Regions from separate parts of the Homo sapiens genome. Here region 2 is linked to region 1. A link is a loop called in an ENCODE intact Hi-C map of the cell type or tissue named here. Cell type or tissue: Calu3. All regions are shown on one strand.

Evidence for each region. Hi-C counts contacts between places; a loop is a spot of excess contacts. Peaks named below come from ENCODE experiments on the same cell type or tissue, not always from the same donor. Only the 100,000 strongest peaks of a DNase experiment are listed, where the experiment ranks them.
Region 2: a loop joins it to region 1, with 4 times the contacts of the local background. A loop is called at or near these places in 48 of 110 quality-filtered maps.

The regions. Positions count from the first base shown.
Region 1 is chr9:114,104,375-114,112,374 of GRCh38, reverse strand. No RefSeq gene overlaps it. Among named protein-coding and RNA genes, the nearest start is that of KIF12, 9.1 kb to the right of the region's middle. RefSeq lists a silencer at 4,247-4,336. In Calu3, a CTCF peak has its summit at 4,270 (motif pointing left); a DNase peak (open chromatin) is centred at 4,254.
Region 2 is chr9:114,268,531-114,276,530 of GRCh38, reverse strand. It overlaps COL27A1 (collagen type XXVII alpha 1 chain), which reads right to left. Exons shown (of 61, transcript NM_032888.4): 35 at 7,237-7,290; 36 at 5,750-5,803; 37 at 763-870. Among named protein-coding and RNA genes, the nearest start is that of ORM1, 51 kb to the left of the region's middle. RefSeq lists an enhancer at 5,127-5,296. In Calu3, no CTCF peak of the experiment used is centred here; a DNase peak (open chromatin) is centred at 4,580.

The DNA.
Region 1 (8,000 bases):
TGCCTGTAATCCCAGTACTTTGGGGGGCCAAGGTGGGTGGATCACTTGAGCCCAGGAGTTGCAGACTGGCCTGGGCAAGACAGCAAAACCCTGTTTCTACAAAAAATACAAAAATTAGCTGGGCATGGTGGCACACGCCTGTAGTCCCAGATACTTGGGAGGCTGAGGTGGGAGAATCACTTGAGCCCAGGAGGTTGAGGCTGTAGTACGCCATGATTGCACCACTGCACTTTAGCCTGGGCATAAGACCGAGACCCTATCTCAAAAAAAAAAAAAAATGCCCACAGGACCCAGGAAATTACTCTATCAGAAGCTATCCCAATACATATGCTGGGTTAATGACTTTGGACATCAAGAAAAGCGAAAAGCCAAGGTTGTCAATCCTGGCTGTGCATTAGAGTCACCTGGAGTGGGCTGGGCGTGGCGGCTCACACCTGTAATCCTAGCACAGTGTTCTGGGCATTGGGATGTGATCCTCACACTCAAAAAGCTCATTGGCTCTCACCTGTAATCCCAGCACTTTAAGAGGCTGAGGCCAGTGGATCACCTGAGGTCAGGAGTTCAAGACCAGCCTGACCAACATGATGAAACCCTATCCCTACTAAAAATACAAAAATTTAGCCGGGCATGGTGATGCATGCCTGTAATCCCAGCTACTTGGGAGGCTGAGGCAGGAGAATCACTTGAACCCAAGAGGCAGAGGTTGCAGTGAGCCAAGATTGTGCCATTGCACTCTAGCCTGGGCAACAGAGTGAGACTCTGTCAAAAAGAAAGAAAGGGAGAGAGAAAGAGAGAAAGGAAACAAAAAAGAAAGAAAGAGAGACAGAGAGACGAAAGAAAGAAAGAAAGAAAGAAAGAAAGAAAGAAAGAAAGAAAGAAGCTGGCTGTGGTGGCTCACACCTGTAATCCCAGCACTTTGGGAGGCCGAGGCGGGTGGATCATGAGGTCAGGAGTTCAAGATCAGCCTGGACAACATGGCGAAACCCCGTCTCTACTAAAAACTACAAAAATTAGCTGGGCGTGGTGGCACGCACCTGTGGTTCCGGCTACTCAGGAGGCTGAGGCAGAAGAATCGCTTGAACCTGGGAGGTGGAGGTTGCAGTGAGCCGCAATTGTGTAACTGCACTCCAGCCTGGGCAACAGGGCAAGACTCTGTCAAAAAAGAAAGCAAGAAAGAGAGAGAGAGAGAGAAAGAAAGAAAGAAAGAGAGAGAGAGAGAAAGAAAAAGAAAGAGACAGAAAGAAAGAAAAAGGAAGGAAGAAGGAAGGAAAGAAAGAAAGAAGGAAAGAAAGAAAGAAAGAAAGGAAAGAAAGAAAGAAAGAAGGGAATCACCTGGAGTGGTTAAAAAATGCACATGCCCCTACCCCACCTCAATTAATGAGACTCTCTGTGGCTGGGGCTAGGGTATCCAGGTGATTCTGACACCAGGGTAGAGATCCACTGGCTTAAAGCATCACTCAGGGTCTCCCAGTGAAGAAGGCAGGGCAGTGTGCAAGATGGTATGGAAACATGTTTCAACAGAGATGGTTAAACTAAGGCAAGTTGTCTATTTAAAAGTTCAACTTCAGTTATCCAAGAAGTTCAGCTTTGCAAAACAGATCAAGGAAGCAGGCTGCAGAAAGGAGAGGATGGAAGCTAGGGACTGGCAAGAGAAAGATCCCCGCTCTGCCACTTGCCTACCTGCCCAAAGTGGTTCTGGACTTAGGGCAAGTTACTGAACATCTCTGAGCCCGTTTCCTCATCTGTAAAATGAGGACAATCATGGTGTCAGGCCCAGACTTTGACTATTAGTTAAAATGAAGTAAAGAAGTGCCCATTGTTCAATAAATATTAATTCCCATCCTCTGACCCAGAAGGTTCCAGATACATGAAGGCATCATTGTGCAAGAGATGGACTTTAATGGCCCTTGACATTTTTACATAGTGACTTACCATTTTTAGAGGAAAATATCCAGTTCATAGGTAAGTCATTCCCGGGCGAATGGTAGGCAGACATTGACTCAGGGGAAAGCTATGTATATTCCTAGAAGAAGAGCTAGATCCTGGAAATGACAGGGAGTTTCAACAACCCTGGAGTCTTTTGATTTCCCAACCATCCATAGAGGCTTGTCTTTACTAAAAGACAAAACCAGGCTTTAGGATGTTTCATTTCCTCTTGTTGGACCATCATCCCATCACCAAACAGACATTTAGAGGATGCGGCTCTGCATCAGGCCCTGTTCTGGGCATTGGGATGTGATCCTCACGCTCAAAAAGCTCATTGGCTCATGCCTGTAATCCCAGCACTTTAAGAGGCTGAGGCGAGTGGATTACCTGAGGTCAGGAGTTCAAGACCAGCCTGACCAACATGATGAAACACTGTTTCTACTAAAAGTACAAAAAATTAGCCGGGCATGGTGGTGGATGCCTGTAATCCCAGCTACTTGGGAGGCTGAGGCAGAAGAATCACTTGAACCCAAGAGGCGGAGGTTGTAGTGAGCCAAAATCACGCCATTGCACTCTAGCCTAGGCAATAGAGTGAGACTTTGTCTCAAGAAAAAGAAAGAAAGAAAGGAAAAAAAAAAAAAAGCTCCTCGTCTAGTGGAAAGCCTGACTTTAGTATCCTCTGGGGTGGGGGTGGCGGGGGCAGGCAGTTAGAGGAAAGAGTGGTGGCCCAGGGGCACCAATGGGTTTCTATGGCTCTCCATCTCTCCCTAGAGTCTCGGCTCTCCCACGAATGCAACTGCTGCCCCAGCCTGTACTGGCCTCCTTTCGTTTTCCCATCTGTAAAATGCAGTAGTGAGCCAGACAGAAGTGAATTCAATGATCTCTGCATGGAGAATTTTGGGAAATGTAATGAGTCCTATGGCCTCCACTCATGTTTTAATTATAGATGGACAGCAAGCTCTGTTGGCAAAAATTTCACAACAGGCCCTGGACCCATCTGGCTTTTCCTCTGCGTGGGGTACAAGTGGAGCAATGATAGATGATTGTCATGTGATATAAGAAGAACCTCCTTCCTCACAGACCTTCTTTCTCATCTCCGCTCCACCTCAGTACTGTGCCACGCTGCCTTGCAGGGTGAGCCCCAGACTGGGCTCTGCCTCTTCCCACCAAGACTTCAGTCTCTAGCTGAAAAATGGCCATAAGCCCTCCTGTGTAATGTGCTGCTGGGGTGCTGGAAAGAGCAGAGAGCAGCGACACGGGGGCTCACCTGGGCCTAGTAGAGCCTGGCCTCCACCCTCTGGGGATTCTAGATTTGCATCGGACAGTTTGGTCTGAGAGGCCAGCTTGGCCCAAGCGAGAAGAATGTCACCCTGTTTCTGGGTGCATTTGAGAGCAGCTTTGTGACAGGAGCTGATGATCTCCATGACAAATGAGTCCCTAAATGAATCCTCGCATCATGGAGTTGAGTGTTTTTTGTTAGCCCCCAGAGGAAGGGAGGGAAGAGAGATGGAGGCTGAGGAAGGACACAGAGAAGCGCCCAGCAGGCCTCTCACCAGCACCCCTGCCTCCTTCCTGGCTCCTTTCTTTCCTTCCACCCATGTTTGCTAAGCTCCCAGTGTGTGCTGGGCCCTGCGCTGGCTCATAGACCTCAGGGATGAAGCATCCACAGTCTCTGCTGCCCAGCAGACAGGAAGAGAGAAGCCCAGTGTGATCAGTGCTGCAACGGAGGGGAGCCCGGGAGACTGTGGGGACTCAGAGGCGGGCTCTGACCTGTCCTGGCGGGTAGGGGGTGGCAGGGAAGGCGTTCTAGGGAAAGCTTGCAGGACGAGTCCACCCAGTGGAAGACAGCACTCCTGAAAGAGGGAGAACCACCGGCACAAGCAGAGGATGGAAGCAAAGCTTTGGGGACTGGAGCGCGGGAGGTAGGGGTGCAGGGTGGTGGAGACCACAGCCGGAGGGATCAGCAGGAGCAAGAGCCCAAATGGCCTCGAGTCCCAAGCTGGGAGCTCAGACACTCTTCAGAGGCCCGAGAGTAAGCCAGGGCAGGGTTTTTCCAGGGAAGGATGGCTGGGCTAACTGGAGGAGAGTGGATTGAAGAGGATGGACCGGGGGGCAGGGGGTTGGTGGGAGGGCCCCCTGATTACTCGTGTTGCTTTCTTCACTCTCTCGGAGAGTGCATCTTGAGGGCCTGCTCGTCTCTCACCACGCATCAGCTGGTCAGCCCCTCCTGGGGCTGGGCACTGGCTCAGGAGCGAGCTGCAAAGCGCAGGCCTGCACTCCACAAAGCTTCCTTTGTGATGAACCCGGGTCGCAGGGGCATGGTGCTCTGCTGCCCTCTAGCGAGGGCTGGGTATGCGCCCTGCGGGGCCCAGCCGGCTGCTAAGGTCCCTGCAGGCCTTCCATCTGTCCTATCCTCAATCGCGTCAGGAGAAGTGGAGACTTACTGCTCCTGAGGAAGGAATGCAGTCTGCAGACAAAAACAGGGTGAAGAGGAGAGGGGGTACACAGAGGAACTCAGCCCTAGCTGTGGGAACAGGGAGCACCGTGGTCAATGGGGGTGCCGCTGGCTGGGAGCCCAGTTTAACAGCTTTAGTTTCCTGGAATGAATAAGCCCAGACTCCGAAGGATGGAAGCGTGGTAATAGTGATGATGGTGGTGGTCACGGTAGAGATTTTGATGATGCTGGTGACAGTGGTTGCAGTGACCAAATGACTATGGCGTCTGCTGGTTACATAGGTATTGGTGGTGATGGTTGAGTTTTGGTAATGGTGGTGATGGCGTTATGGTGATAGTGGTGGTAATGATGAGGATGATGGAAGTAGAAACAGTGGTGGTGGTGATGAAGGAGGTGGCTAAACAGCTACTATGAACAGTCTCATATATGTCTTTTTTTCTTTTCTTTTTTCTTTTTTTAGACTGGATCTCACTCTGTTGCCTAGGCTGGAGTGCGGTGGTACCATCTCGGTTCACGGCAGCCTCAACGTCTGGGCTCAAGTGGTCTTCCCACTTCAGCCTCCTCACCCAGCTAATTTTTGTAATTTTTGTAGAGATGGGGTTTCACCGTGTTGCCCAGGCTGGTCTTGAACTCCTGGCTCAAGTGATCCTCCTGCCTCAGCCACCAAAAGTGCCGGGATTACAGATGAGAAGCACCATGCCCAGTCTCATATATGTCTTTTGTTGGATATTTGAACTCATTTCTCTTAGGCAGAGACCTAAGTGGAATTGCTAGATCATGGGATAGGGATTTGTTTAGCTTTAGTAGATACTGCAAAATTGTTTTCTGAAAATGGTTCACAAACAGTACTGCCTGTCTTTTTAATTGTATTCATTTCATTCTGGTATGTGTGTACTTGTATCTCACTATGGTTTTCATTTAATTTCCCTGGTGACTAATTATGTTGGGCAATTTTCATATGTTTATTAAATATTTGGATATCATATTTTGCAAAATGCCAGTTCAAATCTTTTGGTCAGTTTTAAGTTGAGTTGTTAGTCTTTTTCTTACTGGCTTGTAGAAGCTCTGTATATATTCTGGATAGAAGTCCTTTGTCAGATATGTGTATTGCAAATAACTTTTCCCAGTCTGGTTTGCTTTTTTACCTCTTAAATGCAATCTTCTGATGAACAGTTTTTCATTTCAATGTGGTCCAATACATCAATAGTTTTTATGTTTAGTGCTTTTTTGTGACTTGTTTAGGAAACTTTTGTCTACTGTCAATGTCAGGAAGATATTATCTAGATTTTCTTCTAAATGTAGATCCATCATTAATTTTAAATTAATATTGTGAATGATGTAAGGTATGAAATCAAGGATTTTTTTCTTTCCCTAAATGGATATCCAATTAATCCAGCCCAATTGATTGAAAAGAACAATATTCTCACAACTGAGGGCAGCGCTTCCTTTGTCATAAATCAAGTGATGCATATGGATGGATGCGTTGCTGGAGGCTGTTCTGTTCCATTTGCTGGTCTTTGCACCAATACCACACTGTCTTGATTATTGTAGCTTTACATTAAGTCTTGGTATCTGGTAGTATAAGTCCTCCAACTTTGCTCTTCTCCATTATTATCTTGGCTATTGTAGTCTTTCGCATTTTCATATAAATTTTAGAATCAGCTTGTCAATTTTCATTTTTAAAAGTTCCTGCTGGGATATTGATTGGGACTGCATTGAATCTACATATGTCAGTTGCAGAAAAGTAACATCTTCACAATACTCTATCTTCTAATTCATAAACATAGTAATTATCTCCTTTTATTCAGGTCTTCCTAAATAACAGCAATGTTTTGCTATTTTCACATTTTATTTCAAATGCCTTTTATTAAATTTATCTCTAAGACATTGTGTTTTTTGATGCTGCTCTAAATGTTAAAATTTTAATTTCCAATTGTGTATTTTATATGTAATTAGCAAGTAATATATAATATATGCATATTGACATTGTATCAGAGACTTTGGAGATTCTTAAGAATTTTCTATATACCTATACATCTGTGTATGTATGTATGCTGTGAAAAATGACAGTCTTATTAACTTAATTCTTTCTTTCCAGTTTCTACATACATTGCTGCCTTACTGTACTAGGATGATGGTAAGAGAAGAGGAAGTTATTTTTATTATTAAATATGATGTTACCTGTAAGCTTTTTTTGGTAAAGAACCTTTATTCAATTAATAAATTTCCATCGTATTTCTAGTTTGTTGAAAGCTTTTATTTTTATCATAAGCAAGTGTTAAATTTTACCAAATGTCTTTTCTGTATTTATTGAGATGACCATTTGATTTTCTCCTTTATTCTATCAATGTGTTGAATTACACTGATTGACTTTCAAATGTTCAAGCAACTTTTGAGTTACTGGACTAAATCCACATGTATTACGCATTTTCTGTATTGCTGAAATGATTGGCCAGTAATTATTTGGAATCTTAACAATTGTGCTCAGGAGAACTAATGGCCGGCAGTTTTCTTTTCTTATTATGTCATTGTAAGGATCAGATATCAGGGTTAGGCTGGCCTCATTTTTTTAAAAATGAATTTGGAAATTCTCCCTCTGGCTCTGTTGATGACATTTTGTCTAAGATTCATTTCATTACTTCCTTAAGTGTTTGGAAGATTCCCCGGTGAAGCCATCCATGCTAAGTGTTTCCTTTGCGGGGAGGTTTTTAATTACAAATTCAACTTGTTTAACAGATATAAAACGATTCAGATATCCTACTCTTTTCTCTTATGCATTTTAGGAGATTGAGATTTTTAAGTGATTTGTTCATGAATTCACAAACATGGTCAAGTTCAGGTTTATTGACATAAAGTTACTCATAATATCCTCTTATTATTCTTTTAATATCTGTAGGATCGGTAGGAAAGTCCCTTTTTTATTTCTGATATTTGTACTTGGCATTTTCTCTTTTTATTTTCTTTCTTAGTTTGTTAAGCATTTATACAAGTTATTGATCTCATCAAAGAAACAAGTTTTGGCTATTGTATGTCAGCTATGGGTTTCATTCATTTCTGCTATTAGCTGCATAATTTCTTTCCCTCTTTGTTTAGGTGTAATGTGCTATTCTTTTTCTGGTTTTCTAAGATGGAAACTTCAGTGACTGATTTTTCAATCTTTTTTTTCTTTTCTAATATAAGCAGAGCTTATGCATTTCTTCTCAGCGTTGCTTAACTACATAGTTTACTTCCCTTATTGTTAATTTCAAAATATTTTCTAATAACCATCATGATTTATTCTTTGATCCAGAGGTCATTTAGAAGTATTTTTGTTGGATTTCCAATTATTTGGCAGCGGGGGAGGGGGGCGGATTTTCTAGTTACCTTTCCCTCACTGATTCTAGGTTGATTCCTCTATGGTCAGAGAACATACTCAATATTATTTCGATCACTCGAAATTGTTGAGGCTGGCTTTACAGCCCAACATCTATTTTGGAAAATGTTTCATGTGCATTTGAACGTGTATTCTGCAATTATTGGGTATAGTATTTTGTCTATGTCATTTAGATCAAGTTGGGTAACAGTGTTGTTCAAATCTTCTATATTTTTACTAAATTTTTACCTGTTGTTCTTTAGTTAC
Region 2 (8,000 bases), 160 kb before region 1:
CAGGTTCAAGTGATTCTCCTGCCTCAGCCTCCTGAGTAACTGAGACTATAGGCATGCGCCACCATGCCTGACTAATTTTACATTTTTAGTAGAGACGGGGTTTCACCATGTTGGCCAGGCTGGTCTCCAACTCCTGACCTCAAGTGATCCACCCGCCTTGGCTGCCCAAAGTGCTGGGATTACAGGCGTGAGCCACCGCACCTGGCCAAGGCACTGTTAAAGACGTAAATGAAGGCCAGAAAAGGTCTTGGTCTTCATGGAGCCAAGACATACACTGAAGGTTATGCATGTCCCTGAGGGCTCATGGCCCAGCCTGGGGGCAGGAATGGCTTTTTGGAGCAGGTGATGTCTATGGTGATACCTGAAGGCCAAATAGAACTTAAGCAGGTGACAGGGGAGTGAAGAAGGGAGAGTGTCCTAGACAGAGCACATGCAAAGGCCCAGGGGTAAGGGCCACAGCTTGTCCAAGAAACTGAAAAAAGTTTAGTGTGTCTGGATATGGGGGATGGATGAGATGAGGTCGGCAGGGACCAGGTTTGCACAGGGCAGGGCAGCCAGGAGGATGAGTAACCGAGGTTGTTCTCCAGAGCCATGGAGCATTGAGCAGATTGGTTCTCTGGCAAACTGCCAGGTGGAGAAAGGACCACAGCAGAAGATCCTTCAGTGGCACGACCAAAAGCCCTCCCGCCCAGCCGCCTGCACAGGCATGAGAGTTCAGGGTACCCCAGAGCTCCAGGCGCTGCAAGGGGCCTGCACACTCACCCGGACACCAGTGACGCCAGGGGGGCCGGGGGGCCCGTCCTCACCCATCAGCCCTTCCTGGCCTTTCTCGCCATGTTCTCCATCAGGCCCTGGGTCTCCCCTGTCCCCCTGGGTGGCAGGGCATGAAGAGGGGAGAGAGAGAGAGAATAAGTTAGTTGCCAAGTGCATCAGAGGCCCCAAATCTCAGGGCTCCATTCAGGCATCCACAGCCAACTGGTCCCTAGATTCTCGATAGTTCCCTCTGCAGCCAAAAAGGCAGGGTGCTGTGACTCGGCTGCCAAGCCCAGTGTAGCTCTAAGCTTGCACAAGGATGCATCCCAGACGTAGAGGCTCCCATGTGTCCCTGCCTGGGCCTGGGCTGCGAAGGGCAGAGTGACTCAGAGATAAGCCGGGGTCCTGACTGCACCCACCCCATGGAGTTCACAGGAGACAAGGGCAATTTCTCTCCAACTTAGACACATTGGGAGAACAAGAGTCTTATGAAGCAGATTTTTTTTTTTTATTTTTTAGACAGAGTCTCACTCTCTCCCAGGCTGGAGTGCAGAGGCGCAATTATAGGTCACCGCAGCCTCGACCTCCTGGGCTCAAGCAATCCTCCTGCCTCAGCCTCCCAAGTAGCTGGGACTACAGGCACATGCCACCATGCCCAGCTAATTGAAAAAAAATTTCTTTTTTTGTAGAAATGGGGTCTTGCTACAAGAGAGCTTGAGCCCAGCAGTTGGAGACCATTGACCAGGCTGGTCTCCAACTGCTGGGCTCAAGCAATTCTCCCACCTCAGCTTCCCAAAGTGCTGGGATTACAGGTATGAGCTGCTGCAACTAGCTGAAAGAAATTTTCATCAAGAAAGAAAATTCACCCAATTCTCCTTCTCAGAACCACTCTTTCCATTTTTCTGAGTTGTATTTTCAATCCTCGATGACAAAAACACAGTGAATAATAATAATAATAATAAATGGTAGGTAACAGTTTGGATGGTATGTACCAGGCTCAGGGCAGTGAAGCAACTCTCCCAAGGCAATGAATCGGACAGCAGTAAACTAAGCTCTAAAGGCACAATCCCACTGGACTGCTGGTCTCCATCTTTGTTTGTTATAGTTACTGCTTTGCTCTATGGTGAACGTGCCCTCCTATCGCTCTGGGCTCTGCATGGCGATCATTCTTATTGGCTGCAGAATACTTTCTCTGGGGAGTGGATGGAGCTAACATTTATATAGCACTAACCATGTCAGGACCATAGTCTGAGTCCTTTAACATCTATTAACTGACTTAATCCCCACAAAAGCTTTCTAAGGCTGGTCCGCTTTTAGTCCCATTTTACAGAAGAGGAAACTGAGGCAGAGCTAAATCAAGTGGTCTGGCCCAGAGGCCCACAACTGGCTAGCGGTGGAGCTGGACTTTGAAGCAGGATCCTGAGCGTATCCTCTTTACAGTGATAGGGCTGTAACCAAGGTCTTCTTGGGGCTTCGGACCTTTGGGGCACCTGAGGTTATTTCCTTGGAAAGGCAACCCTTGGCATGGGCTTTTTTTTTTTTTTTTTAGACGGATCTCATTCTGTTGCCCAGGCTGGAGTGCAGTGGCATGATCTCAACTCACTGCAACCTCCACCTCCCAGGTTCAAGTGCCCCCGCCTCCCAACTAGCTGGGACTGCAGGCACGCGCCACCATGCCTGGCTAATTTTTGTATTTTTAGTAGAGACAGGGTTTCACCATGTTGGCTAGGCTGGTCTCGAACTCCTGACCTCAGATGATCCACTCACTTTGGCCTTCCAAAGTGCTGGGATTACAGGTGTGAGCCACTGCACCAGGCTGGCATGGGCTTTTTATGGTTTTGAAGCAATCAGTGTCACTCTAAGCTTGCCTTATCTCATCACGGTAATCTTTGCGTACTCTGAGAGAGATTGGGGGCAGGTGGGGTTCCAGGATGGGGCATGCAGGATTCCAGGATGGGGCGTGGGCTGTCACCCTCATCACCGTGAGCAGAGCAGGTGTGGAGTGCAGCACGGGCATGGCTGCTGAGGGGCGGCGTCCATCAGGAAGGGATGGGCGAGAAGAGCAGGCTTGGAAAAGCATAGTGTGTCTTTACCAGTTCTGTCCCCCAGTGCCAAGGTTTACGAGGGACACTGATAAACTGGTGTGCATCCAGAGGAGAGAGAGCACAGGAAGCAGAGGGCATGAAGCTGGAGCCTGGGGCTTGGCCCTGCCTAGAAGAGAGGCTCAAGAAAGCAACTCATGATTGCTCATTGCTTCAAGCTGGGCCTGCTGAGGCCTGAGCTCTGGGGCAGGAGGTGGGTGTGAGGGAGTTGCTGGGGCAGTTTCTAGTTCAGTTGGGAAGATTTTCCAATGGAGCGGTCCAGAGATGGCACAGATAAAGGCAGAAGACTCCGAGCTGAGGCGTGGGCCAATGTAGAGCAGATCTGGGCACAAAGTTGTGCCCGGATCCCTTCCTGCTGGGAGCCTCAGCTTCTAAGCACAGCCTGGCATGAAGACAGGGGGCTGGCCTGAATAACTCTCCTGCAGACTCCTCTGGCTCTGGGATTCCATTTCTGGCTTGTCGTCCTGGCCACCTGTTCTCCTCTCAGAGGCAGACAGCCTGTTCCAGGTGGCTAGTCGGGTTTTCAACAAAGGGCCCTCACCTGGGCTCTGCCTAAGACCACACTCCAGGGGCTAACTGGACCCCTGGGGTGGGCGTCCTTGTGAATCTCATGCAGAACAGTCTCTGGGGGTTCCTAGAGATGCCCCAAATCCTCAGACATCTGCCAGTGCTCAGAGGAGCCTTGCAAGTCACCTTCCTTAACCCTCTTCAGTTACAGATGGGACAACTGAAGTGCAGACAGGTGGAGACTCCCTAATACCACCGAGTGAGTCAGTGCTGTGTGAACCTGGGGTTCTGGCTCCTTCTAATTCCAAGATTCTCTGCTCAGGGGACGATGCCTCCCTCAACCCTCGGGTTATGCTGCCTAAGTTCAAATCTTGCTACCGCTACTGAATAGTTGTGTGACCCTGGGCAAGTTTCCTCGTTTGTAAAATCAGGATCAAAGGATTACTGCAAGGATTGAAAGAGATAAACCATGTAAATAGCTTAGCAGTGTGTCTGGCATGTGAATGCTGGATAAAAGCTAACTATTATTGGTCACCACCACCATCATCACTGTCAGCTGGACATCAGCGAAGAGATAACGGGTGTAAAAGCACTCTATAAACTATGAAGTGCTGTGCATATTCGAGACGCAGTTTTCACCATGAGGGGTGATTCCTGGACAAACACCTTAAGAAAATGGGTCTCTCCTGGGATTCATGTAAAGACCAGGGAAGATGCTGTGCATTTGAGCACAAGGACTCAGGTAGAATTGGCTTTGAAGGGAGGGGAAGAGGATGAAGTCAGGGCCAAAAAGCCATGCAAGGTGGAGGCAGAAGACTGCATGAGGCACCCAGGCTGGAAGACCCCCTCCCGCCCACCTCAGTGGACTTTCCAAGAAGAAAGGTGGCCGCCCAGAGTGGAGTGAGAAGGCTGCTGCTTCGTGCCTCAGTTTCCTCATCCGTCTAGTGAGGATGGTAATGTATCAAGCTTGGGAGAGTTGCTGGGAACATTAATTATTAAATGGGTTAATTCACATAAAGCCCTTTGGGTGGGTGGCACTGGGCACATGGCAAGTGCCCAAAGCATTTTAGCCATGACCTTCATCAGCATCACCACCCAGTGTAGCAGGCACTGGCAAAGGGTGTGGAGCAGCTGTCAAATGCTCCGGGTCTTGGGACTCGGCTGTACGCTTGGATGCAGCAGGGTTGGGGGAGAGGAGTCAGGCAGATGACAGACAGGGGGTGCTCTCGCTCTTGCAAGAAAATGTGAGGAGTCAGCAGGGGCCGGTCGCCAAGGCACCCTGGGAGACTGTGGGGAGGGGGTAACGAGGGTGGGCGGAAGCCTGTGGATGGGGAAACTGAGGTTCAGAGAAGGGGTCTGCTTCTCTGAGGTCACCTGGAGAGTAGGTGGGCGAGAGGGCATGGCCCTTAGGAACCTGGGCTGGGGAGCTGACTTGCACAGGGTGACCGGCCAGCCTCGGGGAAAGCCCACCTGTGGGGTCAGAGCGGGGCCCAAGACGGAGGCCAGGGACTGGCCTGGAGATGGGTCTGGAGAGTCAGAGGGAGGTGCCCGCCTGCCCACCTGCAATTCAGGTGAGCTAAGGTGTCTCTTCAGAGTCCTGACATTTGTGGCTGACAGGAGTCTCTCAGGGAGCAGCAGGGTCAAGTTGGGCCAGCAGGCTTTGGCACCTGTGAGCCGTGGGTTTGAATTTTGGATCCTCACTCATAGCCATAGGTCCTGAATGTATCTATGCCTTCCTCTGAGCCTCAGCCTCTTCGCCTTTAGAATGGGTGCATGGTACAGCAGAGTGAGCAGAGGCTTTGGAGCCAAACGGGCCCAGATTTGGGTCCTGGATGTGCCAGTTGCTAGCGGTGTGTCCTTGGGCAAGTTGCTTCACCACTCTGAGTCTCAGTTTCCTCATCTAAAGACAGAACTTCCGTTGTCCTATGGATCCAGCTGGTAAAGGGCTTAGCGTTGTACCTGGTATGTGTGTGACTAGTCCTCCCTAAATTGTGGCTTATAAGTCATTGGTGGTAATTATTATTTTCCTGACCTTCTAGAATATTTGGAAGATAACAGAGACCAAAGACTCTGGCTCTGGGCCTGGCGTAGTGCCGGTGCTCAGGAATCACCCTTAGCCAAGAGAAGCTGATATTTTAAGAAGGGTAGCAGGAAAGACTGGAAGGTGGTGATGGCCCTGGTCCCACCTGAGCAGGTAGTGCAGAGGGCAGGGTGGGAGGTGGCTGCTGGACACTGCTGACCCTTCCCCAAGCTGCTGTCAATGGGAGCTGGAGCTGTCATCTCAGATCTCTATGGGAACACAGTGTTTCTGGGAGGAGACTTAGGTCTTGGATGGGAAAGCAATGCCCTGCCGGGGTCCCCAGGCCCTGCCCTAAAAGGGCACTTACCTTCAGCCCATCAGGTCCCATGGGGCCACTGTCACCCTCAAGGCCTGGCTCTCCCTGGAAAAGGTGATGGAGAAAGAGGAGGAGATGTTACTGGGGAGGAGGCCCCGGTGTGCTTTTCCTCTCTTCCCCCTCCCTGGGGCAGGACCCTGACCCATGGATCTCCAGGCAGTGGGACCCTGGGGGCCCTGGCACACAGTGGGTGCATGGTAGCCAGGGGCTGAGTTAGCAAATGAACAGGAAGGTTGAGGTGCCCACCCTCAGCTCTCCAGAAAAGGGGAGCAGACCCCCAAGCTACCGACAGCTCCCTCTGCAGGGTGACGTGGGGTGGGGGCTACATGAGGTCACGAATTTAGAAGGTGCTTGTCATGGATTTGTCCTGAACATCATCTCTAGGCTGGTTGGCTGGGCTGCAGAGTGGCCTAGTAGTTAAAGACAGGCTTTGACATCAGCCAGACGTCAATGCTACTTCTTGGTTTCTCATTCACTGGCTGTTTGACCGCAAGCAAACTACTTAGGTCTCATTGGCATCTGTTTTTTTATCTGAAAAATGGGGCTGACACCACCTTCTTCAAGGGTTGCTGTAAGGCATGGTGTAAGCGCCCCATACCTGGCAACCATGTGAGATACTATTACTGGAGCTGGAGTAAGCCTGCATGGAACTCCTTGGTGGAATCCTACTTCTCAGATGAGGAAAGGGAGGCCAGTCTTTCGACTTTTCTTCCCAGCAAGCTCGGGAATGACAGCAAGAACAGAGTCCCTGGCTGAACCTCAACCAGGCTTGCCCTTCCAGCTCTAGAGACGCCCCTGGACAACAGTTCTTGAAATGGCCATCAAATTAAGTTTGGGTCTCTCTCTGCTTTTAGAATTCATCGCTGTTCAGAGTCTGAGCTGGAAAGGGCCTCAGGGGCCGTCAGGTGCAGGATGGCAACGATGTGCCAGTTGGGTGGTCCATGCTCCTCTTGTACCCATGGCAGGTATCACTTATCAACCCGCTGGAATGCAAGCTCCAGAGACAGGCCTCCGTTACTCACTGCTGTGCTCCTTGTGCCTCGAGAAAAGTGCTCGACACACAGTGGGCATAGGATGCGTGCTCATCATTCTCTTTACTGCCGAGACTCGACTGAACCTCAACATCCTTCTTCTTCTTTTTTTTTTTTTTTTTTTTTTGAGATGGAGTCTTCCTCTGTCACCCGGGCTGGAGTGCAGTGGCATGATCTTGGCTCACCACAACCTCCAACTCCTGGGTCCAAGCGATTCTCCTGCCTCAGCCCCCCGAGTAGCTGGGACTACAGACCACAAAATGCCTTTCTCTACACTGTGGAAATGCTGGCCTACCAAGAGAGACTGGGCGAGGCTGTAGACATTCATAGTCTATTTCTGTAACTGAGGAAACTGAGGCTTAGGGAGATTGAGAAAAGCCGGTCTCTTCCCCTGCGGCACCCACACACCCTGGGGGCTTTCAGGAAGAATAAATTGCTTCAACTTACCCGTTGCCCAATGAGGCCCTGCTCCCCAGGAGTGCCCAGGGGTCCAAGGTCACCCTAGGAGAAGCCGAACAAAAGTCCTTGCGGGTGGGTAGGGCCAGCCCCAGCTCTCGACACCCCTTCCTGTTTCCACCAGCTCTGACTTTGGGGTGTGGGAGGAGGAGCTGGGGAAGGTCCTTCTTCCCAGGGACCACAGAGAAATCGTAAAACACCAACCAGAGCTCCTGTTCCAAGTAAGCCTTGTCCACGGACTTCTTCTCCCACGCCAGGACAGGAGGACAATTAGCACCAACACCATCATCCTATTAATAACTAACTGTACTGTTCTGTACTGTTCTAAGGACTTTTTTTGTTTGTTTTTTGAAACAGGGTCTCATTCTGTCGCCCAGACTGGAGTGCAGTGGGGTAATCACAGCTCACTGCAGCCTTGATCTCCCAGGCTCAAGTGATCCTCCCACCTTAGCCTCTCAAGTAGCTGGGACCACAGGCATGCGCCACCATGCCCGGCAGATTTTTAAATTTTTTGTAGAGATGGGGTCTCACTACGTTGCCCAGGCTGAGGACATCAGTTTTTATATTAACATATCTGACTTTCAAGACAGCCCTGCAAGGAAAGGCATTATTTTAGAGGTGAAGCATCAGAGGCATTGGGGGAGTTCGGTAAGGAGCCCAAGCTCTCGTGAGACTATTCAGTGACAGATTCATGATCCGAACCTGGGCAGTCTGGTTCCAGGAGCCTTGGATGCAGCAATGGCAATTATGTGACT